3 separate regions of the Homo sapiens genome follow, and regions 2 and 3 are each linked to region 1. Evidence: chromatin loops called from intact Hi-C (ENCODE). Cell type or tissue: endothelial cell of umbilical vein. All regions are shown on one strand. Links, peaks and the distances in the headings refer to the core of each region. The heading gives the core; the rest is flanking DNA. Region 1 has its middle 29 kb from the start of C7. Region 2 has its middle 60 kb from the start of LINC02104. Region 3 overlaps PRKAA1 (protein kinase AMP-activated catalytic subunit alpha 1).

Evidence for each region. Peaks named below come from ENCODE experiments on the same cell type or tissue, not always from the same donor. Only the 100,000 strongest peaks of a DNase experiment are listed, where the experiment ranks them.
Region 2: a loop joins it to region 1, with 13 times the contacts of the local background. A loop is called at or near these places in 43 of 110 quality-filtered maps.
Region 3: a loop joins it to region 1, with 3 times the contacts of the local background. A loop is called at or near these places in 4 of 110 quality-filtered maps.

The regions. Positions count from the first base shown.
Region 1 is chr5:40,875,531-40,885,804 of GRCh38, reverse strand. No RefSeq gene overlaps it. Among named protein-coding and RNA genes, the nearest start is that of C7, 29 kb to the left of the region's middle. RefSeq lists an enhancer at 7,341-8,540. In endothelial cell of umbilical vein, for the core only: no CTCF peak of the experiment used is centred there; a DNase peak (open chromatin) is centred at 6,264.
Region 2 is chr5:39,574,853-39,585,126 of GRCh38, reverse strand. No RefSeq gene overlaps it. Among named protein-coding and RNA genes, the nearest start is that of LINC02104, 60 kb to the right of the region's middle. In endothelial cell of umbilical vein, for the core only: a CTCF peak has its summit at 6,057 (motif pointing left); no DNase peak of the experiment used is centred there.
Region 3 is chr5:40,764,589-40,774,862 of GRCh38, reverse strand. It overlaps PRKAA1 (protein kinase AMP-activated catalytic subunit alpha 1), which reads left to right. Exons shown (of 9, transcript NM_006251.6): 4 at 3,000-3,144; 5 at 5,360-5,447; 6 at 7,173-7,397; 7 at 9,625-10,111; 8 at 10,223-10,274. The region is part of intron 1 of LOC124900968 (a long non-coding RNA gene); the gene reads right to left. Among named protein-coding and RNA genes, the nearest start is that of TTC33, 14 kb to the right of the region's middle. In endothelial cell of umbilical vein, for the core only: no CTCF peak of the experiment used is centred there; no DNase peak of the experiment used is centred there.

The DNA.
Region 1 (10,274 bases), core at 3,562-8,561:
TACAGAATTAGCGGGGCATGGTGGCGCACACCTGTAGTCCCAGCTACTCAGGAGGCTGAGGCAGGAGAAGCACTTGAACCCAGGATACAGAGGTTGCAGTGAGCCACGATCGCACCACTGCACTCCAGCCTGGGCAACAAGAGTGAAACTCCATCTCAAAAAAAAAAAAAAAAGAACTTGATAGAACAACCACCCCCCAAAAAATTTTTTGACAGAGCCCTGCTCTGTCACCCAGGTTGGAGTGCAGTGGTGCAATCTCGGTTCACTGCAGCCTCCATCTCCTGGGTCCAAGTGATCCTCCCACCTCAGCCTCCCAAGTAGCTGGGATTACAGGCACCCACCACTACACTGGGCTAATCTTTGTATTTTTAGTAAAAATGGGATTTCACCATGTTGACCAGGCTGGTCTTGAACTCCTGGCCTCAAGTGATCCACCCACCTCAGCCTCCCAGTGTGCTGGAATTACAGGAGTAAGCCATCACACCTGGCCAAAAATTTTTTTAGTAATAAAGAAATAATTAAAACAGAGGCATAAGGCATTGTGTACTCCATCCAAGTGCCAAGGAGGTTTCTTTCACCACTACAACTTGAAAAGTACTACTCTAAAGCACACAAAGTTTGCAAGATAGCAGACCTAGAATAGGTCAATAATGTCACAGTCAAAAAGATGAAAAAAGAAGCAGGAAAATGTTATGGTTTCTCAATCTAGTTGTCAAATGTTTACTGAGCACCTAATGTGAGCAAGGCTCTCGTCTAAGCCTCAGGAATATAGCAGTGAACAGAACAGACAAATCTCCTGCTCTCTTGGGGCTTACACTGTTTATTCGTGTGAAAACATGAAAATGCCCTTCAGGATTTTCAGTGAAAGGGCTGAGCAGAAAAGATGCTTGTTGACATCACTAGAAAAAGACCTACCCTTATTCTCTTTCAACATAAGAAGAAGAAGAGGGCCAGGCATGGTGGCTCACATCTGTAATCCCAGCAATTTGGGAGGCCAAGATAGGTGGATCACCTGAGGTCAGGAGTTCGAGATCAGCCTGGGCAACATGGTGAAACCCCGTCTGCTAAAAATACAGAATTAGCCAGGTGTGGTGGTGGGCACCTGTAATCTGAGCTACTAGGGAGGCTGAGGCAAGAGAATTGCATGAACCCAGGAGGCAGAGGTTGCAGTGAGCTGAGATCATGCCACTGCATTCCAGCCTGAGCAACAGAGCAAGACTCTGTCTCAAAAAGAAGAAGGAGAAGGAGAAGGAGAAAGAAGGAAGAAGGAAGAAGAGTCAACATTTACTCAGTACTTACTGTGTGCCAGACAGTGAGTTAAGTACTTCATATACATTACCAAACATTCTAATATAGCATTTGCACTATTTTTTCCCTTTTGACCCATTTTGGTATAACAGAAAAAACGTTTCATATGAATTCAGAATATTTGGGCTCAAGTCCTGAGTTGACCACTTGCTGGCTGTGTGATCTTTAGCAACTCACTTAACTTTCCTTACTCTCAATTTTATTACATAGGAATATTACCTTTACAAGTCTTTCCAGAATCATAGAGAAGATCAAGTGACATTACCTGTTAAGCACTTAGGACAACACTTGGCATGTAGAAAAGATTTAATAAATTAGATCAGTCATCATTATCATAACTATTTAAAATTTTATTCATAGAGAAATGAATATAAGTAAAAAGACATTGTACAGTAGATTCAGCCTCATGGCATGCATTTCACAGAGCACTAAATTTTTCTTTTTGTTAGTTCATATTTGTATTAAGTAGAAACTACATAGTACAACTTATACTCAATTTATTTTTATCTTATTTATTGTATCATAGATTATAAAGCTAAGATTATATTTTACTGCCTCATGTTCCATTTTTAAAAATCTGAGTGCATCTCTCTTCTAGCAGCAGAAACCAAAATGCAGTTTTTACTGCATAAATATCTGCTAGTAAGAAATATGAAAATGGTACTTATTTTGTATAATATTTCCCAGTTTCAGGCCAATATTTAAAACACATTACAAAGCTCTTATAATATCAGTTATTATTGCCAGCATGTTTATACCATTTTTTAAGACACTTGTTTTATTAATCTGTTTTCATGCTGCTGATAAAGACACACCAAAAACTGGGAAGAAAAAGAGGTTTAACTGGACTTACAGTTCCACATGGCAGGAGGTGAAAGGCACTTTTTCCATGGCAGCAACAAGAGAAAATGAGGAAAAAGCAACAGCAGAAACCCCTGATAAAATCGTCAGATCTTGTGAGACTTATTCACTATCACAAGAATAGCACAGGAAAGACCAACCCCCATGATTCAATTACCTCCCCTGGGTCAATCCCACAACACGTGGGAATTCTGGGAGATACAATTCAAGTTGAAATTTGGGTGTGGGCAGAGCCAAACCATATCATTCCACCCCTAGCCCTCCAAATCTCATGTACTCACGTTTCAAATCCAATCATGCCTTTCCAGCAGTTCCCCAAAGTCTTAACTCATTTCAGTATTAACCCAAAAGTCCACAGTTCAAAGTCTCTTCTGAGACAAAGCAAGTCCCTTCTGCCTAGGTGCCTGTGAAGCAAGCTAATTACTTCCTAGATACAATGGAGATACAGGTATTGGGTAAATACAGCAGTTCCAAATGGGAGAAATTGGCCAAAACAAAGGAGTTACAGGGCCCATGCAAGTCTGAAATCCAGTGGGGCAGTCAAATTTGAAAGCTCCAAAATCATCTCCTTTGACTTCAGGTCTCATATCCAGCTCACACTGATGCAAGAGGTGGGTTCCCATAGTCTTAGGCAGCTCTGCCCCTGTGGTTTTGCAGGATACAGCCTCCCTCCCAGCTGCTTTCATGGGCTGGCATTGAGTGTCTGTGGCTTTTCCAGGTGCACAGTGCAAGCTGTTGTTGGATCTAACATTCTGTGGTCTGGAGGATGGTGGCCCTCTTTTCATAGCTCTACTAGGCAGTGCCTCAGTAGGGACTCTGTGTGGGGGTTCTAACCCTACATTTCCCTTCTGCACTACCCTAGCAGAGGTTCTCCATGAGGGCCCCATCACTGCAGAAAACTTTTGCCTGGGCATCCAGGCATTTCCATACGTCTTCTAAAATCTAGGCAGAGGTTCTCAAACCTCAATTCTTGACTTCTGCGCACCCACAGGCTTAACACCACATGGAAGCTGTCTAGGCTTAGGGCTTCCACCCTCTGAAGCCACAGCCCAAGCTGTACGTTGACCCCTTTCAGCCACAGCTGGAGCAGCTGCGTCATAGGGCACCAAGTCCCGAGGCTACACACAGCATGGGGACCCTGGGCCTGGCCCACAAAACCACTTTTTCCTCCTGGGCCTCCAGGCCTGTGATTGGGAGGGACAGCTGTGAAGGTCTCTAACATGGCCTGGAGAAATTTTCCCCATGTTCTTGGGGATTAACATTAGGCTCCTTGTTACTAATGCAAATTTCTGCAGCTGGCCTGAATTTCTCCCCAGAAAATGGGTTTTTCTTTTCTATCACAGAGCCTGCAAATTTTCCAAATTTTTATGCTCTGCTTCCCTTATAAAACTGAATGCCTTGAACAACACCCAAGTCACCTCTTGAATGCTTTGCTTCTTAGAAATTTCTTCCACCAGATAGCCTAAATCATCTCTTTCAAGTTCAAAGTTGCACTAATCTCTAGGGCAGGGGCAAAATGCCACCAGTCTCTTTACTAAAACATAACAAGAGTCACCTTTGCTCCAGTTCCCAACAAGTTCCTCATCTCCATCTGAGACCACCTCAGCTTGGATTTTATTGTCCATATCACTATCAGCATTTCGGGCAAAGCCATTCAACAATTCTCTAGGAAGTTCCTAACTTTCCCACATTTTCCTGTCTTCTTCTGAGCCCTCCAACCTGTTCCAATCTCTGCCTGTTACCCACTTCCAAGGTTGCTTCCACACTTCCGGATATCTTTTCAGCCACGCCCCACTCCTAGTACCAATTTACTGTATTAGTCTGTTTTCATGCTGCTGATAAAGACATACTAGAGACTGGGAAGAAAAAGAGGTTTAATTAGACTTATAGTTCCACATGGTGGGAAGTAAAAGGCACTTCTTACATGGTGGCGACAAGAGAAAATGAGGAAAAAGCAAAAGCAGAAACCCCTGATAAAACCATCAGATCTTGTGAAACTTATTCACTATCACGAGAATAGCACAGGAAAGACCAATCCCCATGATTCAATTACCTCCCCTGGGTCAATCCCACAACACATGGGAATTCTGGGAGATATAATTCAAGTTGAGATTTGGATGGGGACACAGCAAAACCACATCACTTGCATAGAATGACATTGCATAAGCATAGTATCATCATTTTCTTAAGTATTCTGGGTTTTCCTAATCTTTTATAAACAATGTAAAATTGTACATCTTTTACATATATACATTTTTACAGACATTAAAAAGAACATACGTAAGTAGAATTCATAAAGTAAATTTTCTTGGTCAAAAGTTCCATGGTTTTGTTTGTTGTTTGTTTGTTTGAGGTGAAGTCTTGCTCTGTTGCCCAGGCTGGAGTGCAGTGGCATGATCTCAGCTCACTGCAACCTCTGCCTCCTGGGTTCAAGCAATTCTCCTGCCACAGCCTCCCAAGGAACTAGGACTGCAGGCATGAGCCACCAAACCCAGTTAATTTTTGTATTTTTAGTAGAGACGGGGTTTCACCATGTTGGCCAGGCTGGTCTCAAACTCCTGACCTCAAGTGATCCACCTGCCTCAGCCTCCCAAACTGCTGGAATTACAGGGGTGAGCCACCATGCCTGGCTTTTATTTTTATTTTTTATGAATAAAATATAATTGCTTTCCCCAAAGGCAATAATAATTTATACCCTCACATGCAGTGAATGTGCTTTTATACCCACACCTTTATTAACATTAATCTTAAAAACTGTAATTGGAAGAGGTTGAACCTAACGGCCAAAAGGTGGCTGTTGACCTGAAGATTAAGTTGTTATAAAACCCAAAGGGAGGGATTGAAACCTCCTTTGCAAAATTATGACTGAGACAGTGAAAGAGATCTAACTTAACCAACTCCATCTTGCTTCTAACCTCCAAGCTGTCCTTGTTCATTCCTGGCATAGGCTGAACTAACTTTAGGGGAAACTTTGTAGTTTGTAGTTTATAGTTTAAGCAAAGACGGTAACAGCCATTTCCCAAAGCAGATCTCCTTCTTGCCTGGGGACTAGATTGCCTTTATAGGACTAACATTGGCCACAAGATTAGAAATTATGGTTTAGGAGTCATGCAGCTGGAGGCTACAAGATTCTGACCCTCTCTAAACTGTTCCTAAGATCAGTGCTTGAGATATTTTGCAGACCCTGCACTTGATGGATCAGCTGGCACCACCCAGATCAATAAACTGGCTCAACTGATCTTGTGGCCCCCAACCAGGAACTGATTCAGCCCAAGAAGACAACTTCCACTCCCTATGATTTCACCTCTGACCAATGAGCACTCCTGGCTCACTGGCTTCCCCGCACTCACCAAGTTATCCTTAAAAACTCTGCTCCGGGCCAGGTGCGGTGGCTCACACCAGTAATCCCAGCACTTTGGGAGACCAAGACGGGCAGATTACTTGAGGTCAGAAGTTCTAGACCAGCCTGGCCAACACGGTGAAACCCGGTCTCTACTAAAAATACAAAAATTAGCTGGGAGTGGTGGTGGGCGCCTGTAAGCCCAGCTACTCAGGAGGCTGAGGCAGAGAATCGCTTGAACATGGGAGGCAAAGGTTGCAGTGAGCCGAGATAGCACTACTGCACTCCAGCCTGAGCGATAGAGCAAGACTCGGTCTCAAAAATAAAATAAAAATAAAAATAAATAAACTCTGCTCACTGAATGCTCAGGGAGACTGGTTTGAGTAATAATAAAACTCTGGTCTCCGAAAAAAAAAAAGTGGCTGTTGAATTACTAGTAAAGTTTAACTGTACACGTTTTTCTCCATCCTCTACAAACAAAAATAATAACCAACCTCTGAATACATTTAATTTTATCCTCCATATTTGATATGTATTAAGTTGAGAAGAACTCTCTCAATTCACTAAAGAAATGTTTTTACTGTCTCTGTCTTTAAAGAAAAATAATTATAAACAAAATGTAATATGTCACCACGAGATTTGAAAGAGTTGGACAGACCTGGTTTCAGATATCCGTTATTAATGTGTAAGTATTCAAAAGATCCAGAAGGTGGCAGTATAATAATGTTTTCCTAAATTTTGGACCCAGATTATCTGAAAATATATAGATTGTTCCCATTTTTATTTTCTCTTTTCTTAAAGTGATGCACGATCATAAAATGCAAAGCACTAAGGAACAAGAGGAGGAAACCTCCACACACTTACAGAAAGAGGAACCGTGAGGGGATGGAATGTGCTCAGGTAGGGAATTAGAGAACTCGCTACAAATTTCAGCTCCTTGGGCAAGTCCCTTAATCTTGAAGTCTACGTTTCCTTGTAGGTGAAATCATATGGCAATGTCCACCCACAAGACCACTGTGAAGACTAAACGAGATAAATTATTTAAATGTACGCAGCACACTGGAACATAAGAATGTAACAAGCATTCAATCAATTTTTTTTTGAGATGGAGTCTCCCTCTGTTGCCCATGCTGCAGTACAGTGGCACAATCTTGGCTCACTGCAAACTCCACCTCCCGGGTTCAAGCGATTCTCCTGCCTCAGCCTCCCAAGTAGCTGGGATTACAGGCATGCGCCACCACACCCGGCTAATTTTTGTATATTTAGTAGAGACGGGGTTTTCACCATGTTGGCCAGGCTGGTCTCAACTCCTTACCTCAAGTAATCCACCTGCCTCAGCCTCCCAAAGTGCTAGGATTACAGGCATTAGCTACCGCACCCGGCCCAATCAATATTATTTTATGCAGTTCTGTAGGGAACTACTCCAAGACTTAGAATAATATTGTTTAGGAAACAATGAAATAGAAGCCTCATACATATATAATAAAAACCTATTATGTTAAAGGCCTACATCTTGAAAAAGGGTAATAAGACACACAGGAGAATGTCCTCCCTCCTCAAGGGGTGGGGAAAGAATTACCTAAGCAGGTAACAGTGCAAGGCAGTGAAGAGAAAAAAAGGTCTCCAGCGAGTATGATGCTCTGAAAAGTCTTCACCTAAAATAAAAGGAAATAATTTGATATTTGAAGGAGAAGAGAAAAGGTATTTCAGAGGTAGGAGTGGTACAGCTCTGGGTGTGTTTGGAAGGCCATCAATGAATAATTTGACTTCTCTAGAAATTAGGTAAATAGGCAGGGCGCTGTGGCTCACACCTGTAATCCCAGCACTTTGGGAGGACGAGGCGGGCGGATCACGAGGTCACGAGATTGAGACCATCCTGGCTAACATGTGAAACCCCGTCTCTACTAAAAAATACAAAAAATTAGCTGGACGTGGTGGCAAGTGCCTGTAGTCCCAGCTACTCGGGAGGCTGAGGCACAAGAATGGCCTCAACCCGGAAGGCAGAGATCGCAGTGAGCCAAGATCACGCCACTGCACTAGAGCCCGGGCAACAGTGCGAGACTCCGTCTAAAAAAAAAAAAAGAAAGAAAGAAATTAGGTAAATAAGGTACATTAGAGTTGCATTACAGAGAGGCACAGATTAGGGCTAATAGTTACTGACTACATGCCAGTGCTTCTCAAACTTTAGGTGAACAAGTAACCTCCAGGTATCATTCACGTTGAGATTATTATTTAAATCATAATCTGGGATGTAGCCTGAGAGTTGTTAGATATGAGTTCTGAATTTCTCTTCAAAGAATCAGTATGTCAGTATGTTCAATTCTTTGCCTTCTACTTTTAAACTTAATTTCCTCGTAAAGCAATCTTTTTCGATTACCTGCTCCATCCTGATTCATTCTGATTACCTGCTCCACCATGACTCATTCTGATTACCTGCTCCACCCTGACTCACTCTGATTACCTGCTCTGCCCTGACTCATTCCCCACCCTGACTCATTCAGATTTCCACTCTGCCATAACCATTTTTCCCACCGTACCACTCACCCTGTCACTCTTTAAATTAGCCAATCGGAATTTGTTTAGCCAGTGCGGTCTAACCCTAGCCAACAGGGGAACGACACAGCAGCAGGGGCCACATGCCTCAGGAATAAGAACCCCTTCCCCTCCCTTGTCCAGCTGTGCACTCACCATTGCTCCATCTGTGAGGGTGCACCCTTCTATAGGAGTAAATTGCCTTGCTGAGAAGAAAAAAAGAAAATTTTATATTTGAGTGCCATTTATTTTGTGGCACCAAAACTTTATTTATAACAGAGTCTATGTTTCTAAAAAGCTCCCAGGTGATGTCAATGCTGCTGATCTGAGGGCCACATTTTGAGTAGTGAGACTATAAATGAAAAGACCCTAAACATTTGAACAAGTTATAAAAGAATCTGAATGTGGTGACAGTTCATCTAGAGACAAGATTCAGGTTTGATTGAAATAACGAACGTGGAGTAAAACACGATATAAATGTTTTCATGTTGGGTACTAAAGGACCCATGAAACTTATAATTTGAGATGTTGGGAGAAGAAAACTACAAGCATATAAATAAACCAAAAAAAAGGCAAATGTAGAAAGTTATATGCAGAGAATTAGCATAAGGTGATGTAATAGAGAATGACAGGGTAGATACTCTAAAGGGAGTGGTCAGGGAAATCTGAATGACAAGAAAAATGAATCTGAAATATGTTATCTGACTATTAATGACAAGGAGGAGCAGATCATGCCAAAATAGGAGCAGAAGAGCATTTTATTTTTTTTTTTTTATTTTTGAGATGGAGTTTTTGCTTGTTTGTTTGTTTTTTGAAAACAAAGCAAACTCTGTGGCCCAGGCTGGAATGCAGTGGTTCCCTCTTGGCTCACTGCAACCTCTGCCTCCCGGGTTCAAGTGATTCTCCTGCCTCAGCCTCCTGAGTAGCTGGGATTATAGGCACGGGCCACCACACCTGGCTAATTTTTGTATTTTTATTAGAGATGGGGTTTCACCACGTTGGTCAGGCTGGTCTCGAACTCCTGACCTCATGATCCACCTGCCTCAGCCTCCCAAAATGCTGGGATTACAGAGGTGGAGTTTCACTCTTGTTGTTCAGGCTGGAGTGCAGTGGCATGATCTCAGCTCACTGCAACCTCTGCCTCCCAGGTTCAAGCAATTCTCCTGCCTCAGCCTCCCGAGTAGCTGGGATTACAGGCTCGTGACACCATGCCCAGCTAATTCTGTATTTTTAGTAGAGACGGGGTTTAACTATGTTGGCCAGGCTGGTCTCGAACTCCTGACCTCAGGTGATCCACCCGCCTTGGCCTCCCAAAGTGCTGGAATTACAGGCATGTGCCACCGCAGCCAGCGGGGAGAACATTTTAGATGGAAGTCTTCTTTTGGGAAGACTGTGAATGCAATGTGGCTAGATTTTATGAATAAAGGGATGAGTGGTATGAGATGCTGCTTGGAGACACATTCAGTCCAGGTCAGGTCATGTAGTGCTTTGTTTTTGGTTTGGTGGGTGGGGGCTGGGGGCTGTTTTTTTTTTTGTTTTGTTTTTTTGTTTTGTTTTGTTTTTTGAGGCAGGGTCTTGCTCTGTCACCCAGGCTGGAATGCAGTGGTGCAATCATGACACAGCAGCCTTGACCCCCTGAGCTCAACTGATCTTCCCACCTCAGCCTCCCAAGTAGCTGGGACTACAGTCGCATGCCACCATGCCCAGCTAATTTTTTTTACTTTCTGTAGAGATGGGGTTTCGCCACGTTGCCAAGGCTTGTCTCAAACTCTTGGGCTCAAGCCATCCACCTTCCTAGGTCTCCCAAAGTGCTGGGATTATAGGCATGAGCCACTGCACCCAGCCCGTTTAGTGTTTTGCAAATTAAATTGCAGAATTTGGATTTCATTCTAAGTGCAATTAGTTGCCACTAGATAGTTTTAATCAAGAAATATATAAGTGATGTGATTTAAAACTTTTTAGAAATGATTTTGACTTGAAAATACTCATCAATCTTAACAAGACTTGTGCCGCCTGATGTCATGCAATAGGAAAAGCCCAGTACAACCTATGAGGTATTCTTTCCAAATGAATTGAACCCGGATCTTACTAAGCCTCAAGCTCTACCTACCAGTTTACAGAAAATTTGGAGGTTAGAAGAACATGTTTAACAACACTACAAGGAATCCATTAGCTAGATACAGAAAGTGGAGTATTCTACAGGATAAATAACATTTTATTTTCCAAAAACAAA
Region 2 (10,274 bases), core at 2,975-7,974, 1.3 Mb after region 1:
TCTTACAGCAAATGTTATCCTTTTCACTAAGAATCATTGGATAAATTGTATTTGTCGGTGACAAGCACTAGCAGGAATGCAGCTCAATTATTTGAAGCTGACATCAGGAATTATATCAGCTTTATGTCTTCAGATCTGCCCTTTCAGACATGAGTTTCCAGATATATTGCTGAGAGATTTTTTTACAGAGAAGAAATTCCATTGGTGGAAGTTGGCTTATCACTGAAAGAAGGCAAATCTTTTATCAAAAGTTTCCACAAACATAGGAAAATTTAGCTAAGAAGAAACAATGTAATTCAAAAGTCTGTCCCAGAACTAAAATAATTTTTTTATAATCTGAATTGTATCTTCTTCAACCTCATCTCCTTCCCCTTGAACTAATCTAGTGCTTTATATCCTTGTTGGATTTATATAATTTAAACTCATCAGTTTACTTGTGTTTTATGAAAGCAATGGAGAAAATTAAAAATTCAGCCTATTCAACAAAACGTATTGTGCAAGACAAAACACATTTGAGATTTGTATTTCGCTCTAATCAAATGTAATGGTTGTAGGAACACAAGTTAACCAACAGCAAGAAGATAAAAAATTCTTAAAAATAATCCATTCACCTGCAGTGAAAGAATGTTCTGCACAGTAAAAATACAAAATAGGATTTTATAATTTGTATATGCTTAGGATAATAGGAATTACTGAATTTATTCATCCATGAAAATAAGCACTGGTCCATTTACCTGTGGCTCTGAAGCCTGGTGAAGCAGGAATGAGGATACCAACCCCTGAGGGAGATTCAGCTCCTTCAAAATGAAGACAAAAGAAATCTTTGAGGTATAACAACTGTTTTAAAAAAATTAAAAAGAAGAGAACTATTTTCAGCCTGTTTAGAACAAAGATTGGATTTAAACCCAGTTTATGCATCACTCATATCCAATGAACTTGGCTCATAACACCCCCACGCTGACACTTGACCACTTGCTTTGATTTCTAGCCAGCAAGAGTAGCCCCAGAGACAGGTATCAAACTCCAGCAGAGCCACCCCCATAGATCTCATGTGTGGCAGCAACTGCCAGGATGAGAAAGTTCAACCGTGCTCTGGCCTTACAGGATCCATTTAGCCTTTGGTTCCCCTCAAGGCTTCCTGGCAAGCAGAATACAACCTGAAACTGCAAGAAAGCCATTCCCTTAGCCAGTGAACTTGGAGTCATGCACGACCTGAGATGAGGAAAAATCCAGCAGATAAGTGGTTTCACCATTTTTCTTCCTCTATAGACAATTCTGATGCACAGGAGTTCTGTACAACTTTCCTAAAGATGTTCTGCAAGATAAGCAACCAGCCATGTATATTGGAAAGCTATGGCCAGTTCTGTAATGTATCTGCTGTCTTTGACTCTAGGTTTCCTGAGACTGCACCCCCATCCTCATGAAAGCACTAGCTTGTAAGTTCTTGTCATGCTTCATTTCCTGAGGAATCCATGTTGATACAAAGTATACATATGTAACAAACCTGCACATTGTGCACATGTACCCTAGAACTTAAAGTATAATAAAAAAAGTAACAATTAAAAAAAAAGAAATAATAATCATATTTGCTCCCAGTAATCGTTTATGAGGTGGCGGAGGGGCAGGGCTTTAATGGTAGGCATTCCTGAAGTCTAAACAGCGTGGGAATGAGTCTGGCAGAACCCATGGATTCTAAGGAGGTCTAAGTCTGAGCCAGTGTGAAGTAAATAGGCTAACCCCCATCCTACGAAAATGTAGGTGGAAATGAGAATCACATTTTGCCATGCCCTATTAAGACAGACCAGAGAGAGAACGGGCAGGTGTTCTCCTGAGAGGTTGTGGTACGTTTAAGCGCTCAAGTAACTCTGAACAGGTGCATTTTATTAGAAATAAGAACAGACCACGCTTTCAGAAAGAATCGGGGAAGCAAGGAAGAAGAAGAACAAATGTGAAGAAGAACTTCCTTACAAATCTTGAGGTCTGGGCGCTCTGAGTTCTGACAGGTGTTAGGAGCAGTTCAGGCTTCAATAGACATAAATATTTTGGAGAATCTGCCTGAGGAACAAAGGAAATTTCCACAAAATTGCAGCATCCCTCGTTTCAGCCACCCTTTCCTAGTCCTGACTTGTACAAATTAAAAGTGCATTAAAAAGCTTATGGCAGTGGTCATCAAAATTATGATTTCAGTGTTAAGTCTGCTACCTAAGAGTTGTGTCACGTCAGTCATATCATTCAGACATTTTGAGTCTCAATGTCTTCTGTGGACTAAAATAAAAAATTGTTAGCAGAATCCAAGGAGATAATGTGAGAAACCTTTTTAAATTGCTGCCTCAGTTAGAATGTTTCCGGCTACAAGGTACAAAGAATCCAAAATTATGAAGGCATTTATTATCTCTCGTCACCAGAGGTCCAGAAGTAATTTCCAGCATTGGTGAATTCTGTAGCTAAACAGTATCATCAGTTTGTGTTAGCTTTCCACAGTTATTTTGGATTCCCCTTGAGTTTGCCACAGCTATAAACACGATGTCCTCACACAATTGTATTAAAAAGTAGTTTGGGGAAGGGACTTCTTCTATGTTTTCCTCTTTACAGCAGAGGAAGAAAAATATCCCAAAGGCCCAACAAACCTCCCCTCAGATCTCATTGGCCAGAACTGGCTTACAATACATGTCCCACTCCAAACCAACCATAGGTGAGGGGATAGGATTGCCCAAACTGGTTTAAAGCACTTATCCCTTGGTCTAAGGGAGGACTCCTCTCTCTCCCTATAGTCCCTTGTCACCAAACACAATCAGGGTTCTGTTGGGACTGAAGTGGAGAATGGCTGTTGGCTAGGAAACCAAAGTGACTGCTAAAATTAAAAAGTGTTAAACAGATAGTATTTTTTTAACACACCGTATAAAAAGATTTAGAGGGTTTAAAAGAAATGAATACTTTGGGAGGCTGAGGTGGGCAGATCACAAGGTCAGGATTTTGAGACCAGCCTGGCCAATATGGTGAAACCCCGTCTCTACTAAAAATACAAAAATTAGCCAGCCATGGTGGTGGGCGCCTGTACTCCCAGCTACTCGGGAGGCCAAGGCAGGAGAATGGTGTGAACCCGGGAGGCGGAGCTTGCAGTGAGCTGAGATTGTGCCACTGCACTCCAGCCTGGGCGACAGAGCACGACTCTGTCTCGAAAAAGAAAAAAAAAAGAATAAGAACAACTTTTTGTCCTTGAGGATCTTAAAATCCAACCCAAGGAAACCACAAAGCAAACAAGCTTCATTGAAAGAAGGTTTATTCTGAGAATATGTTCCCTGTGAGTTTGACTTCCTATGATTTCCAAAGCAATGATCAGGATAATAGATGTATAATGTGATTACCATCCAATCAATCAGTTCTGTAAAAATATAAAAAGGAGCAAACAAGTGGCATGTCCTGCCTAATAGCAATAAGTTCCAGTTTATAAAATTATATTCCTGATTGTTAAAGATTTAAGAAAAAGTTGATTCCTGCTCTTCCTCTGTAATTGGGTTTTGATTTGCATGAAAATTTGTATTGTGCAGCTCTCAGAATTTACAGCCCTTCTAACATGTCAGTGGGGATACATGAAGGTAGGGGTTAATTTCATCTTTCACTTGATGAAACTATTGACAGATATGGCACAGGATTTCAAAGAATTAAAGACAGAGATAGATGTTTAGGCATATATAAACAAGCTGTTTAATTGTGCAATAAAGAATAGATACAATTTCCTTGGGGATTCCCCTTGCCTTCTTCCTGTTTTTTCTCCACTTTCCTCTGTGTTTGAAGACTTTGTCTTGCCATGAGTTTTTAATGAAACCCATATGTTTATCACATTTCATGACAGACTCGGTTGTTTGCTTCTCAAAGTCATGTAATTTTTTCCCTAGACAGATTCAATTGGCAGCCTTTGCAGATTCCTTTGCACACAAATGACACCACAACACCAAAGCTCTAGGAGCAAGCAGCAAATTCTATACCTTGGTAATTCTGCCAACAAGATACAGCATTGCAAGCTAATTTTTCTTTTCCTTAAGGAAAAAAAGCAGAAAGGATAGAATGAAAAGCTCTCTATAAGCCTTGACAAGAAAACATACTCACATATCATAAGAGAGCAATAGGCTTTAGAGCTTTCTATGATTTTTAATGCTTGGTTGACTCTACAACAGCCCCCTCAGACTTATCACTTGCCACAATATCAGAAGATCTTGGATGCTGAGAACAGATGTAATTAGCATGACTAACTCTTATAGTCCCAAAGCTTCAGACATCAGCAGCAGAGAGGAGCCAAGCAGACACAGGATGAATAATGAATAATGAGAAAGGTTGCAAAATATGCTTTAAAATTATATGTCTAATTTTTCTTAAATCCACAAAACTTCTGTTAAATGAAGCTATGCCATTTCATTAAATTATCTACATGTTATTTAAGAAAAAAAAAAGAAAACAACTTTAGTATAATTTCAAATGTCTCCTTCACACAGACACAATCATGCTCATGGCCCTCTGTTGTATAAAGATTTCCCCGTTCCAGGCCGGGTGCGGTGGCTCACGCCTGTAATCCCAGTGCTTTGGGAGGCCGAGGCAGGCGGATCACAAGGTCAAGTAATCAAGACCTTCCTGGCCAACATAGTGAAACCCTGTCTCTGCTAAAAATACAAAAATTAGCTGGGCATGGTGGGGCGCACCTGTAGTCCCAGCTACTGGGGAGGCTGAGGCAGGAGTTATTGCTTTAACCTGGGAGGCAGAGGTTGCAATGAGCCGAGATCATGCCACTGCACTCCAGCCTGGTGACAGAGCAAGACTCCGTTTCAAAAAAAAAAAAGATTTCCCCTTTCCTGCTGTCTAGTCAAACTACTGGAAGGGAATGATTTCTTCCTTTCTCTTCCCTTGACTATCAAACTTTTAAAAAGAGATTTCAGACTTTCTTACAATCTCTCCACTCCTTTCTCATGGTAATCTGCTTTCTACCCCATTAATTTTCTTAAAGTCCAATGGCCTCTGTTCCAATCATCTTCTCAAACTTATTGAAATATTCCTTACTCTTGTTCCACGTATCCTTCTCTGCAGCCTCCTAAGACACTACAGCCACCTGAGAATTCTGTTAAACTTAACCATATCATTGGTTTCTCCTAAATGCAAGCGTTATCTAGACGTTTCTTAGGACTTTGGCCTTTATCTCTCTGTGACTTTCTTATCTACTCCTAAGGCCACAAATATCCACTCTGTGTTTATGTCTCTCTTAAATTTTACTTCTTAATCTAAACAGGAGACCCAATTGTCAACTGCTAAGTTAAATCTGTGTAGATGCACAAGGGCACCTGAAAATACTCCCTTTGGTCCAAGCTCAGTCTTTCTCCTGTTATACTCTGGTTAGCTTTCCCCTAAACCAGATTAAAATACTGGAGTTATCTTTGGCTATTTGTTCTTTTGAATGTCTGACATCCAATTAGTTGCTCAGTTCTTTCCCTTCTGTGTCTACAGTTATTTTCCTCATCTAAGCCATAGTTTTCCCATTACCACTCTTCGGGATCTTCCCCTTGCCTTCTTCCTGTTTTCTAACAAACACTCCTCTCTTTTACATCCTTCCACTTGTCCTTTCCCTGTCAGAGTTATTTTTCTAACGAACAATTTTGACCAAGTCATCCCTTACTCAAAGCCATCTATCTCTACAGAATAAAGATATGTCTACGACATTATCCCTCTAGTTAACAATACTGTGTAGTACACTGTAAAATTTGTTAAAAGGGTAAAACTCATGTTAAGTGTTCTTAACACTTAAAAATACTAAAAAAACAGATTAGTATCTCTATCTTGGCATTTAAGGGAGGTCATAATTAGGTCCTTAGCAGGCTATGTAGCTTTAAAAACATTAGGTATAGAATTGTTTTAGCAACCAAAAAGGGCTGACCACAGAGGAGAAAAATCAAAAGAAATAAAATAAAATAAAACAAAATAAAAAAGGATATAGGTTGTTTTCATTTGCCCTTTTTTTCCACTTTGATGGCAAAACTTAACTTTTTAACAATGATTGTATTGCCATCTGCTGGAATTATTGAGAACTGCATTTTAAGTCTTTTTTTTTTTTTAAGTGTGAAGTGTTTTCTTTCAATTTTTCAAAAACTCTTTCTAAATATGGCTTTTAATGTTGAATCTAATAAGAGATTTTAGAGCTTCATGTAAGAATGATCTTTGATTTTAAAGCACACAAAATTACAATTAACAAATTGATACAGCCTTTGCTTATAAGAGACTATGGTGCTTCATCCCTTATTACTAACATCATTTATATCATTGAGCCCAAGAATAAAACAATTGGTGTGATGGGGAGTAAAGTGTGTTATCTAATGTCAGGTGACTTTCAGTGACATCACATTTTTAACACTAATTAACAATTCAAATTCTTACCATCTCGTGAGACTCAGAACTAGAATTACTTTTTCCAATAAGGTCTTCCCAAGCCAAGCCTCCCCCTCCCTGAATTTGTGAACTTATTTGCATATACCCTTCACCTAAGATTAGTCATAGTGCATTATATTGACAGGTAACATTTTCTATGTTTACCTCTCAATATATAATAGTGGTTAAGAATCTGGTCTCTAATGCCTCTTTCAAAATATACATTTTCCACTTACTAGCTGTTAATTAAAATTTTTGTAATCATTTTCCTTATCTGTCAAAGAGAGATAACACTATTTCCTTCATAGGGTTGTTGGTAAGATTAAATTAGCAAAAACTGTAAAATCACTCAAAGCAGTACCTGCTATGTAGTAAGCACATAACAATTACTAGCTAATAGCAGTGACCTGAGCAGATTGTTAAAATTGTGTAACTCATACAACAGGTAGCAGTGAGTCCCACATAGGCTTACAACAGTATTATTAAAGACTTTTTATTAGCTATTTTTAAATTAATTAGATTTTTATGTATAATTTACATGCAGTAAAATTTATCATTTTTAAAGGTACAATTTTATAAGTTTGACAACTGTATACAGTTGGTTAACCATAGTCACAATCAGAATATTTCTATCACCCTAACGTGTTATGTGCCCATTTTCATACGTCTCTTGTCCCCACTCCCAAACCCTAGTAACCTCTAACTCCTAAAGACCACTGATCAACTTTTAGCCACTATAGGTTTTCATTTTAGAATTTTATGTAAAGGAAACCATACCATGATGTAGTCTTCTGTGTCTGGATTCTGTTACTTAGCATAATAATTTTGAGATCCATCCATGTTATTCTGTATAGCAGCAGTTCATTCGTTTTTATTGTGGATTAGTATTTCATGGATACTTGACTTGCTTCTAGGTTTTGGCTACTGGGAATAAAGCTGCTGTAAGTATGCATACAAGGCTTTGTGCAGACACGTGTTTTCATTTCCCTGGGATAAATACCTAGAAAAAGGGTTGCTAGGATAAACAGCCAGAGAGTTGCTAGGTTGGATGGTAAAGTCAATGTTTATCATTACAAACTCCCAAACTGATTGTATTATTTTGTATTCCCACCAACAAAGATGAGCTCCAATGGCCCCATCTTCTTGCAAATACTTGATCTATTCAACTCTGGTGATTTTAATCACTCTAATGACTAATAATGTTGAATATTTTTTCACTTGCGTATTTGCTGTTCTTACATCTTCCCTGACATTGATACAGCTTTTGCCTATTTTGCAATTATCTTCTTACTATTGAGTTTTTGAGTACAAATCCTTTATCAGACATGCGTTTTGCAAAAGTTTTCTTCCAGTCAATGGCTTTCCCTTCTATTTTCTTAATTGTTTCTTTAAGAGCAAATTTTTAATTTTGATGAAGTCAAATTTATTATTTTTTCCTTTGTGTCCTATCTCAGAAATATTTTTGTAATCCAAGATCACAAATATTTGTGTGTCTATCTTTTCTGATATGATATTTTTAGCTTCGGATTTTCTGTTTAGGACTACGATTTATCTTGAGTTAATTTAGATGTATAGTGTGAGATAAGGCTTGAGATTCAAAAATTTCACACAAAAATATACAACTGATGCAGCAATTTTTGTTGAAAAAAACTCTCCTTTCCCCATGGTATTATTTTTACATTTATGTCAAAAGTCATTGAACACATATGTGAAGTTTGAATTCTGAACTCTATTTTTGTCCCTTTGATCTATAAGTCTTTTCTTAAACAGTCTAGATTACTATAGTTTTATAGTCCTAGGATTAGGCACTGTATGTCCTACAACTGTGTTTTGGGTTTTTTCAAGATTTTACGTTCATGTAAATTTGAGAGTTATCATATCAATTTCTATAAAAAATGCTGCTGGAATTTTGATTGAGGTTGCATTAAATCTATGTACCAATTTTAGGAAAATTTAAAGCTCAACAGTATTCCATGTTCTTATTCATTACATGATATTTCTATACATTTGTTCAGGCTTTCTTTAGTTTCTCTTAGCAATATTTTGTAGTTTTTGTTATCCATGTGTGATTTTTTTTCCTTTTTTTTTTTTTTTTCGAGACAGAGTCTCTTTCTGTCACCAGGCTGGAGTGCAGTGGCGCGATCTCGGCTCACTGCAAGCTCCGCCTCCCGGGTTCACGTCATTCTCCTGCCTCAGCCTCCCGAGTAGCTGGGACTACAGGCGCCTGCCACCACGCCCGGCTAATTTTTTTGTATATTTAGTAGACACGGGGTTTCGCCGTGTTAGCCAGGATGGTCTCGATCTCCTGACGTCGTGATCCACCCGCCTCGGCCTCCCAAAGTGCTGGGATTACAGGCGTGAGCCATCACGCCCAGCCCATGTCTGATATGTTTTTTATTAAATTTATTCCGTAGTATCTCTTGTTCTTTGATGCTATAATGAATGGTATTTCTACTTCTATTTTCAATTGTTTATTGCAAATATGTAAAACTACAACTAATTTTTATATATTGACTTTGTAACTTGCAACATTGCTGAATGTGCCTATTAGTTGTATATTAGTTTTTGTAGATTCCTTAGAGTTTTCTATGTACCCGATCTTGTTGTCTGCAAACAGTTTTCTTTCCTTCCAATATCTATGTCTTTCATTTCTTTTTCTTGCTTTATTTAGTATTAGCTACCCTAATATGACATTCAATGGATATAGTGAAAAGGCCATTCTTACCTTTTTCCCAATGTTAGGTAGAAAATATTAAGTCATTCAATACTATATGATTTTAATACATAGCCTTTTAATAATTTGATGACATTTCATTTTATTCCTAGTTTGTTGAGAGTTTTTATCATAAGGTAAGCTGAATTTCGCCAAGTGCTTCTTCTATATCAATCATATTGTTTGGTATTTTGTGTAAGTCAATCTAGGGAGTTACATTGATTCATTTTCAAATGTTAAGCCAACATTGTATTATTGTCATGAGCCTCACTTGGTAATGAAGCATTATTACTTTTTATTATTCACTGGATTCAATTTGCCAAAATTTTCTTAAGCAATTTTGACTGTTTATGAGGGATATTATTCTGGAGTTTTCTTTCTAGAAATGTGTTGCTTGATAAAATGAGTTGTGAAATATTTCCTCTTCTGAATTTTCTAAGAGTTAATGTAGGCCGGGCGCGGTGGCTCACGCCTGTAATCCCAGCACTTTGGGAGGCCGAGGCAGGTGGATCACGAAGTCAGGAGATCGAGACCATCCTGGCTAACACGGCGAAACCCCGTCTCTACTAAAAATACAAAAAAATTAGTCGGGCGTGGTGGCAGGCGCCTGTAGTCCTAGCTACTCGGGAGGCTGAGGCAGGAGAATGACGTGAACCCGGGAGGCAGAGCTTGCAGTGAGCCGAGATCGCACCACTGCACTCCAGCCTGGGTGACAGAGTGAGACTCTGTCTCAAAAGAAAAAGAAAAAGAAAAAAAAAAACAGTTAATGTAGAATTTTATAATTTTCTTCCATAAATATTTGGTAGAATTCATGAGTGAAGCTATCTGGAAGTTTCCTATGTAAGAAAGATAGATTATAAATTCAATTTCTCTAAATAAGTTATCTGTTTCTTCTTCAGTGTGCTTTGGTAGTTGCTGTTCTTTAAAAAAAATGATTCATTTTATCGAAGTTGTTGAATTAATTGGCATAAAGTCTTTTAAGACATTTTTCTTATCCTTTTAATGTCAGTAGAACATGTGGTAATGTTTATTTTTTCATTACTAATATTGATTATTCCTCTCCTCTTTTAATTGACCAATTTAGCTGGAAGTTTCTACATTTTATTGACTTTTCAAAGAATCATTCTTAGTTTATTACCTTTCTCTATTATTTGCT
Region 3 (10,274 bases), core at 1-5,000, 110 kb after region 1:
TAAGTTACAGATACAAAAACTCAACACTGCCCTCTGCCCATACTTTTTCTCATACCCAGGTTATGTGGTATGCAAAAGCCCCTTTGTGGGAGAGCTGTAGCTAGCCCTGAAAAGAGAGCTTTTCTCTCAATTTTAAGTTATTTACATTACTCATTCATTTGTTCTATATAGCATGTCTATTTACTTTTATCAAAATCAAACTTATTAACCAAGTTAATTTTGATTTTACTATTTCTTAACATGATTCATTTCTATTTCAGGTACTCCCCTTTACTCCTGCTTCTCCTTACCAAAAAAAAAAAAAAAAAAAAAATTCTGCCTGGAGAAATGGGAAACAGGCACAATTGATATATATTTTTCTTATCTTTTCTGTTGTTGTTTATTTCTTGGTTTTACCTTGTGGGTATTTCTTCAGTTTTACCAGTTGAATATTAAAATTTCAGCACCCGTATTTTCTATTTCAAAAGTTTCTTATTTTCTGAAATTTTCATTTTTTTAGTCTGCTGTTATTTGCCTCACAGATATAATAACCTAGTCTGAGGATGGCATTTTAAAAAAAGTCTTCCTCTGTTCCGTCTTGTTCTGTACCTTCTGTGCTCTCTGCATTCATTTTATTCATTTTTGTCTTTGATGCATGGCCCTTCTTCAGATATTTGGTGATTCTTGGCTGTCCACTAAATATTTAAGAATAGGGTATTAAATGCCAGGCTCATGTGGGTAGGACTTACTGATTGCTGGGTTTTCTCATAGCTTGAATAGGTAGGGACTTGTCTGTTTTATTACTGTATACCAAATGCTAATAATAACAAATATGTTTTCTTGGATCAGATATTTGCTCCAGAAGAAACCTTCCCATTTCCTTAAAGGCCTTAGCTTAGCTGCCAGTGCTCCAGGAGCTGAGTGGAGAAAAGAGATGCAAGTCTCACTAGTTAGTATGTTGACTTTGTCTTAGCCCCCATGTTTTCCTTAGGATGCCTTATCCCTGCCTTGGTGTCCTTGAGAGCAGAGCTGGTTCAGCCTTACTAGAGTAAATTATAGGTCTTATTCCCCAATATGGGTGAGTTTAAAAGCTTCTTACTTCAAGCACTTGTCCTGTTTTCAGCTCATCTCTCACTTCTACCTTGAGCAGTTCCCTGTGTTTCCAATTTCTAAGGCTTCCCAGGCTTTGTATGCAGATGTTTATTTTTTACTGGTTTCTACCCCTATAGGCTTAGGTTTTAGCTTTCTCTTGTAGGCTTAGTCTTTATTACTGTTTATCTATTGTCATCCTTGGTGACTCCTCTTGATTACTGCTGTCTCTTTTGTTCTTTTTGTCTTTATATGCCTGTTTTATTGCTGATGTCATTTTAGTGATGTTTCAAGAGTTGGAGACAAAAGATTTAATCTGTTACATTTAATTGGAAATGTATTTTGACTTTTCTAACCTTCCTTTATAGACATCCCTTTCTCCATCCTTTGTAATTGTACTTGTTACTAATACAGTATAATTTTCATTTTTGTAGCCTGTCTATTTTACTTTTTATATTTTGTTTAATCAAGTTTTCTCCTATTTTTTCATATTTGAACAGATACTCTTTTTTTTCCCCATGAACCTACAAATCTAGAAATAAAAGTATTAGAATGCTAAAGGATTAGTATTTTTCTAGAGGAATGGTATCTTATAATAGTTTCTTGTTTCAAAATAAATTACTGATTTGTATTTTCTCCCATATTATCCATGCCCTTTAAGGTGTAAGTCTGGTTTTAGAATGCTAATTTGTGACCTGTGTTAGAGAATTGCATATTGGAGTCCTTCGCCTAGAGGATTAATAGCTTATTTATTAAATATGACTTCTTGGGAGCAGGCATGTCCAAGTAATGGCTGTCACTTATGTTGAAAAAAGTGGTAATAATATATGGATACATAGAGAAGTTTAAAAAAAATACTTCAGGCTGCATGCAGTGGCACATGTCTGTAATCTCAGCACTTTGGGATGCTGAAGCGGTAGATTGCCTGAGCTCAGGAGTTCGAGACCAGCCTGGGCAACATGGCAAAGTCCTGTCTCTATCAGAAATACAAAAATTAGTGGGCGTGGTGGCATGTGCCTGTGGTCCCAACTACTTAGGAGGCTGGGGTGGGAGGATTGCGGGACCCCAGGGAAGCCGAGGCTGCAGTGAGCCGTGATGGCATCACTGCACTCCAGCCTGGATGACAGAACGAGACTGGATCTCAAAATATAGATAAATTTAAAACCCCGCCCCCCCAAAAAAACACAAAAAACAAAAATGAAAAGGTAGTTGCTATGTAAGATTTTTTTTTTAGCAAGCATATTAAAGATAAAATGCTATGATATTTTATTAAATGAATTAAGGTGTTTGTTGTTAAAATGTCTTCTATTTTAGGACATATAGCAACATAGTTGCTTGCTGGTTTATGAATAGTGCTTAAATATTACTTCCTCATGGTCTAAAATAGTGTCCCTCACCCCACTATCACTCACTGCACCTATATTTTGCTTTATTTTTCTTCAAAACAGTATCACTCCTTCTGACTATATTTATTAGTCTATTTTCATCAACTAGATTAGCCTTTGTTTTATTCATTGCTGTGTAATGAGTGTCTAAAGCAATGTGTAGCACGTTGAAGGTATTCAGTAATTTGTTAAAAGAATGAAAGAGTAAACATTTGCCGCTTATAAAAGGAAATATGCCAAATTTCAAGTAGATATTGAAATTATTTGAAATAACTCATGAGATATAGAGGAAGGCAAGCTGTTACAATGTAGTCATATGCAAATGATAATATTAGAAACTTGAGTTACTGATTTGGGTTCCAAGACCATCTTAGCATTTCTGTTTTGTGCTGCAGGTATCTCCTCCTCATGTCAAAAGTATCTCATAAGTGAAGTTCATTGGGAAGATTTTCATGTATTTTGACAATTTTATAGGTTGGAGAATTATAGATAGGACAATTTACTTTGAAAGACACACCTTTAAAAAGCCTCTCTAACTTTTCTTAGCTGGATGAAAAAGAAAGTCGGCGTCTGTTCCAACAGATCCTTTCTGGTGTGGATTATTGTCACAGGCATATGGTGGTCCATAGAGATTTGAAACCTGAAAATGTCCTGCTTGATGCACACATGAATGCAAAGATAGCTGATTTTGGTAAGGATAATTTTATAGTTTCTTAACGTTCATTTCTAATGTTCTTATAGTTTCAATGAACCTACCTAGAATTCTTCAGATAACTGTAAAAGATTACATAAAGTAATAGACTGAGTATATCAAAGTATTCTGTTTTGTCTATGAAGATACAAAAAGAAGAAAAGCTAAGAAATCATCTTTTCTTAGCTTTAAATGTCTTTATTACTATTATTTTATAGAGGCAGGGTTTCGCTTTGTCGCCCAGGCTGGAGGGCAGCGACGTGATCATAGCTCACTGCATCCCCAAACTACTGGGCCAGGTGACCCTCCTGCCTCAGCCTCCTGAGTAGCTGGGACTGCAGGCGTGCACTACCATGCCAGGCTGTTTTGTCTTTTTGTAGAGACAAGTTCTCACTATGTTGTCCAGGCTGCTCTTGAACTCCTGGCCTCAAGTGATCTTCCTACCACAGCTTCCCAAAGTATTGGGATTACAGGTGTGCACCACTGCACCTGGCTCTTTAAATATCTTTAAAATTAAATTTTAAACAACTTAAGTTGGTAGTATTAGAGAGACTATTTGAAAAGAGTATTATTTGTGAAAGAGAAGGTAGCAGCTTTATTTCCAGTATGTTCAAAAGAATCAAGTATGGAGAAGAAGGAAAGTGAGTGGGATGGAATTATTTAAAACCTTAAAAACCAGAAGTGAACTATGTGAATTTAATTATTTAAAATTATTTAAAACAATTTTTTAATTAAAAAAATTTATTTAAAAATTTAAAAATGTTTTAAATGATAGTAAATTATAATTTGTTTAAAGAACATTTTGATTGTTAAAAATGAATTTATTTTGGCTGGGCGTGGTGGCTTATACCTGTAATCCCAGCATTTTGGGAGGCCGAGGCGGGCGGATCACCTGAGGTCAGGAGTTCGAGCCCAGCCTGGCCAACATGGTGAAAACCCATCTCTACTAAAAATACAAAATTAGCTGGGCATGGTGGTGCGTGCCTATAGTCCCCACTACCCTGGAGGCTGAGGCAGGAGAATTGCTGGAACCCAGGAGGTGGAGGTTGTAGTGAGTTGAGATCGCCTGTCCGGCCTGGGCGACGGAGTGAGACACGGTCTCAAAAAAAAAAAAAAAAAAAAAGAATTTATTTTTTCTGTATTTCCTATATAAATTGCCATTGACCTTACTAAACCTAAGAGAAAAAGGAATCTCTTCTTTTCTTTAGGTTGGTTTTAGTTCAAATCAGATAACTTTTTTTTGTTTGTTTTTTGTTTTGAGACAGAGTTTCACTCTGTCACCCAGGCTGGAGTGGTACGATCTCGGCTCACTGCAACCTCTGCCTTCCAGGCTCAAGTAATTCTCCCACCTTGGCCTCCCAAGTAGCTGGGACCACAGATGTGGGCCACCACATGCAGCTATGTTTTTTTTAATTTTTGGTGGAGATGGGGAATCACTATGTTGGCCAGGCCGGACTCGAACTCCTGAGCTGAAGTGATCCGCCTGTCTTGGCCTCCCAAAGTGCTGGGATTACAGGCGTGAGCCACCATGTCTGGCCCAGAGAACATTCTTATAAAAATTTTCCTCAGTTTTGACTACATCTATGTATCTATATCTATAACTATATCTATTTAAATGTTCAGAGATTAACTGGAAAATGCCAACCAAACCTGAGCTGGTTGTTTTGGTGTTTTGTTTTTTTTTAAAATAGTAATTGGCTAAATTATTTGAATTTCTTATTCCTCAGTTGATTATTTTTATAGGGTGCATTTTTGAGGGAGCAACAGTTTCTTTTTGGAGTAAAACTGTGAGGGAACTTTGAAATTCAAAATTACTGTTTTTTTTTTTTTTTTTTTTTTTAAAGAATCAGAACAGGCTTAATAGGAACTTTGAATTTTAATCCTTCTATTCATCTGTTATAGATTATTTTCCCTAGTGATTTCTGTATTAATAAAACTTAAACATGGCAAGTTTTTTCTAATAAGCAAAATAACCAACAGCTTAATATATTTGTATTAAACTCTAACAGTGCACTAACTTTAAATGTTGAAATAGATTACACATTTTAGGGCATAATGGCAGAATATTTGGCTACAATAGACCATAGGATTTTGTTGAAGCAAATAACAAAATGATGATTTATCATTTTAATGCAAACTCAATTTTATTGTTTAATGGGATTTTAATTTTTGTCTTTGGGAAATCTTTTGAGTAGCTGATTTTGTGCACTTTCAGGTCTTTCAAACATGATGTCAGATGGTGAATTTTTAAGAACAAGTTGTGGCTCACCCAACTATGCTGCACCAGAAGTAATTTCAGGAAGGTAGTATTTGATACCCTGCCTCCCTCAATACATTTGAAATTGTCTTTTTCTCCTAGATTTTGTTAGTCTATAGTGTCATATTTAATTCTAATGAAAGGAAAGAAAGATAAGGCTTATTCTTAACCACATTTATATGTGAATGAGGGTTAAGGACTACAAGTCAACATTATATTAAAGTTGTTAGAAGAGAGTACATTAATTTTTTTCCCAGGTGGAAGAAATGGAAAGTTTAAAACTAGGGTGTTTAAAAAGTAGGTAAGACACTGGAAACTTGAATAATACAGAAATATCTAGTAGTTAGAAAAGGATTACTATTTACTTAGAGGAAAAATTAAACATGTAATGTGTAGCTTTAATTTTTTACATAGATGGCATTTTGTAGTACCTTTATGTTTCATGATAAAATGTCTTGGGGAACTGGGCTGAAGTAATCTTTAGACTTCATTTATGTTGAATCTTTGTTCTTTAAACCTTTTAGAGACTGCAATATTATAAGAATTTTAACCTCTCAATTTACTAACTACCAGCATTGAGAACATGAAGATATTTGTACAGTGTCGCTTTTTGAATAGTTTGGAAAACAGGAGAATTTAATATTTTTAAGAATAACTCTTTGTCCTTCACTATACTACTGAAATTGAAAACAGAAGCTGAAGTTTGCTAGATTTATAATGAACTTTTAATAACTTTTCACCCAAACCATGCTTATTTGTGTGAATGTTTTGCATCTTGATTAACTCAATGCAGAAATACTGTAGTATTTTCTATTTTTATAAGCTTGTTGGCCTAGACTGCTCAAAGAAATGAGATTTGTGTAAAAATATGGCTGTGAGTAAGGCAGGAGTACCTAATTTTAGATTTGTCAAGTTTCATCTTTTTTTTAAATATTAACTTAATGTCAAAAATTATTTAAAAAATTTTTAAAAAAATGGTGTTGTCTATCTTAATTCTTTTAGGAATAAAACAATTCAGGACATGGAGACTGTGGAAAGTTGTTATTTAAATAAATAAAAAGAAATGTTATAACTGTGCATATATGCAATGGGCTATTACTGAAATTTAATTTTTCTAGTTTGGATAAAGTCTTTCTTCAAGCTCTTGGTGTATGAGAACTTTTACTTTCAAAATAATATTTATCGATCAGTTCAGCAGTACATAAATTTAAAGAAATCCTTTTCCTGAATCCAGGCTTTGAATGGGTGATCTAACTAGTCTGCAGCTAGTTAAGGCACTTGACTACAATGCACTGCAAACGGGATTTAAAAACTCTGTGAACCAATTTGCCTGGCTTTCTTTCACAGCCTCAGGATCCTTTCACCTTGGTGTAAGGGGTCTTGTGTTATTGGGATTGTGGGCTCAGAGTCCATTACTAAAGAACATTCTCAGTTGATGAAATATCACTTAATCTCTCCTCTGTAACAAAAACCAATGGTTTTAAATTGAATAGTGATATGTTTGTTCAAGATTTGGCCCTATTGTCAGATCCCATCAGGGCCATAGTAAATAGTAGAACAGAATTTTAGCCATGGTGTGTAATTTACAAACTTCTTGACTTTTGTTTTCAAAGATAATACTGATGGAATTAACGTTGTAACATGTAGTAGTGGCTATAAAAACCATATTCTGCTTAAGAATTCTTTATGAAATATCCATATTTGAAGTTTTTGATGAACTGAATCTTAGGTTAAAATGATTCTTTAATCCAATTGTTATTTCCTGTTACAGATTGTATGCAGGCCCAGAGGTAGATATATGGAGCAGTGGGGTTATTCTCTATGCTTTATTATGTGGAACCCTTCCATTTGATGATGACCATGTGCCAACTCTTTTTAAGAAGATATGTGATGGGATCTTCTATACCCCTCAATATTTAAATCCTTCTGTGATTAGCCTTTTGAAACATATGCTGCAGGTGGATCCCATGAAGAGGGCCACAATCAAAGATATCAGGTAATAAAGCAGTTTGGAAGTTATCAGATCTGATAGTATCCATGATAAAAGTTATGTGAAAAAAAAAAAGTTGCAGAACAGAATATACAGTGTAATCCTGTTTTTATGTGAAAAAAATAGAGTGTATAGACACATTTATTTTATTTTGTTATTAGAAATACATAGTAAACTGGTTACCTTAGGGAAGTAAGATTCGTAAGAGGGAGGGCTTTCACTTTTTACTTACACATCTTTGTTTTGAAATTTTTACAGTGAACATCATATTACTTTTTAAATTAACAAAAAAGCTAATGAAAGATTGGTGCTGTGGCTCACACCTGTAATTCCAGCACTTTGGGAAGCTGAGGAAAGAGGATCATGTGAGCTCAGGAGTTTGAGACCAGCCTGGGTAACATAGCGAGGCCCCATATATATGTATATCTTTTATTTTTATTTATTTATTTTTTTTGAGACAAGGTTTTGCTCTGTCACCCAGCCTGGAGTGCAGTGGTGTGATCATAGCTCACTGTAGCCAGTAACTCCTGGGTCAAGTGATCCTCCCACTTTAGCCTCCCTAGTAGTTGAGACTACAGGCATCCACCATCATGCCTGGCTGTTTTTTGTTGTTATTGTTTTGCTTTTTGTTTTTGTTTGTAGTGACAGGTCTTGCTATTTTTGCCCAGGCTGGTCTTGAACTCCTGGCCTCAAGTGATCCTTGTGCCTTTCCCTCCCAGTGTTGGGATTACAGGTGTGAGCCAGTATGCCTGGCGTTAGGATTAATACTTTTCAGTAGTAAATTTGTGGGTGGCTATTTTATTTCTTATCTCATGAATTATTGTATTTTTTTTCTTTTTTTAATCCCAAGGAATGAGATTTAATTGACATGTTTTTCCTGGTAGTATACATTGAATTACATGCAAAATTCCTGTTTTGTAGGTAAAAGTCAGTATAACCAGTTTCATCTGGTTCAACCTAATAGTTTAAATTAGACAAAAATGACGATGACAAATTTTCTTCTCAAATTAGAGTGAGCCATTTCTGATGAAGACTTAAACAATTTTATTGCAAGCCTTGTTTCTTTTTTTTCCCCCCTGTGGAAATTTTGGTCCTTTTGGTCTTCTAATGGCTAGACTGCACATTTATCTGAGAAGGAAGAAAGAAATCAGATATGGATCTAGGAATAGTAAATATGAAAGCATTAGTATAATGAAGAAGAAGGAAAGATTATATGTGGAACTTGAAGCTTGATTACTTTCCACTTACTACACGTTTTAGACTAGCTAAAAAAGAGACCATGAATGGCACGGCATGATTTTATCACCAAAGGGAAAGGACAAATCATTCTCTAAAATTTATATTTTAAGATATCTAGGTAAGAAATGTTTTTGTTTGTATTTTACCTATTTTCTTCCAATTAAAATATAATACATGACAATTGAAAAAACTTAGAAAAACACCAACAATAGAGAAGAGAATAAAAAATTATCTTTAATCCCATGACCCAGAAGATAACCATTGTTCTTTTCTTGTTTTTTTTTTCGTCTCTGGATTTTATTTAGTTTTAGCAAAGTGACATAGTTCAGGTCAAACATATTCTTAAATATACGAAGTTAGGGAATTAGAATAGGAAATCATTCAGGGCATGGCCTTTCCAGTCACACAGAACTGGGTCATAATCCTGGTTCTGTCACTTACTGTCTTTGTGACCTTGAGCATGTTCCTTGATTTTTTTTTTAACCTCAATTCCTTCATTTAAAACAAAGAGATATTATCTTCATATAATTGTTTCGATGATGAGGGGAGATAGTGTATATGAAGTGTTTAGCATAAAACTTAGCATATAGTAAGTACTCAGTAGTTGTCTACTATTTTTCTTGTTGTTACATTATCTTCACTTAACATTATATCAAAAGAGTATTATAATGAAGCTACCTAATATGTTCTCTTTCTAAGCTGGAAATAAGCTGTTCTTTTCATTGTTTGTCGCTGTCATTTGTCCCATAACTTTTTTCCCCCCATTGCTGTGTCAATACATTCTCCCTCTTAAAACTGGAGGGAAATTGGAGCATTTCCCTCAACATACACAATGAAGTGCGAGCTAGAAGAGGAAAATTTCAGTGCAAAAAGTGACAATAATACAGTATGAATATAAATATAAATTAAGTCATATTCTAAATTCCCTAAACTGTTACTTTCAGTCTCAGCTCTATTCAAAGTCCTTCTCCTGATCCTGCCATTTTTCTCTCAGGGAACATGAATGGTTTAAACAGGACCTTCCAAAATATCTCTTTCCTGAGGATCCATCATATAGTTCAACCATGATTGATGATGAAGCCTTAAAAGAAGTATGTGAAAAGTTTGAGTGCTCAGAAGAGGAAGTTCTCAGCTGTCTTTACAACAGAAATCACCAGGATCCTTTGGCAGTTGCCTACCATCTCATAATAGATAACAGGAGAATAATGAATGAAGCCAAAGATTTCTATTTGGCGACAAGCCCACCTGATTCTTTTCTTGATGATCATCACCTGACTCGGCCCCATCCTGAAAGAGTACCATTCTTGGTTGCTGAAACACCAAGGGCACGCCATACCCTTGATGAATTAAATCCACAGAAATCCAAACACCAAGGTGTAAGGAAAGCAAAATGGCATTTAGGAATTAGAAGTCAAAGTCGACCAAATGATATTATGGCAGAAGTATGTAGAGCAATCAAACAATTGGATTATGAATGGAAGGTAAGAAAGAAATAACATTTTGATTATTAGCATATTTGGCAAACCCATAGTCTATAAAATGTTTTATAGAAGAATTACTTTTGACTTGGTTTTTGTTATACCATGTGCTAGGTTGTAAACCCATATTATTTGCGTGTACGAAGGAAGAATCCTGTGACAAGCA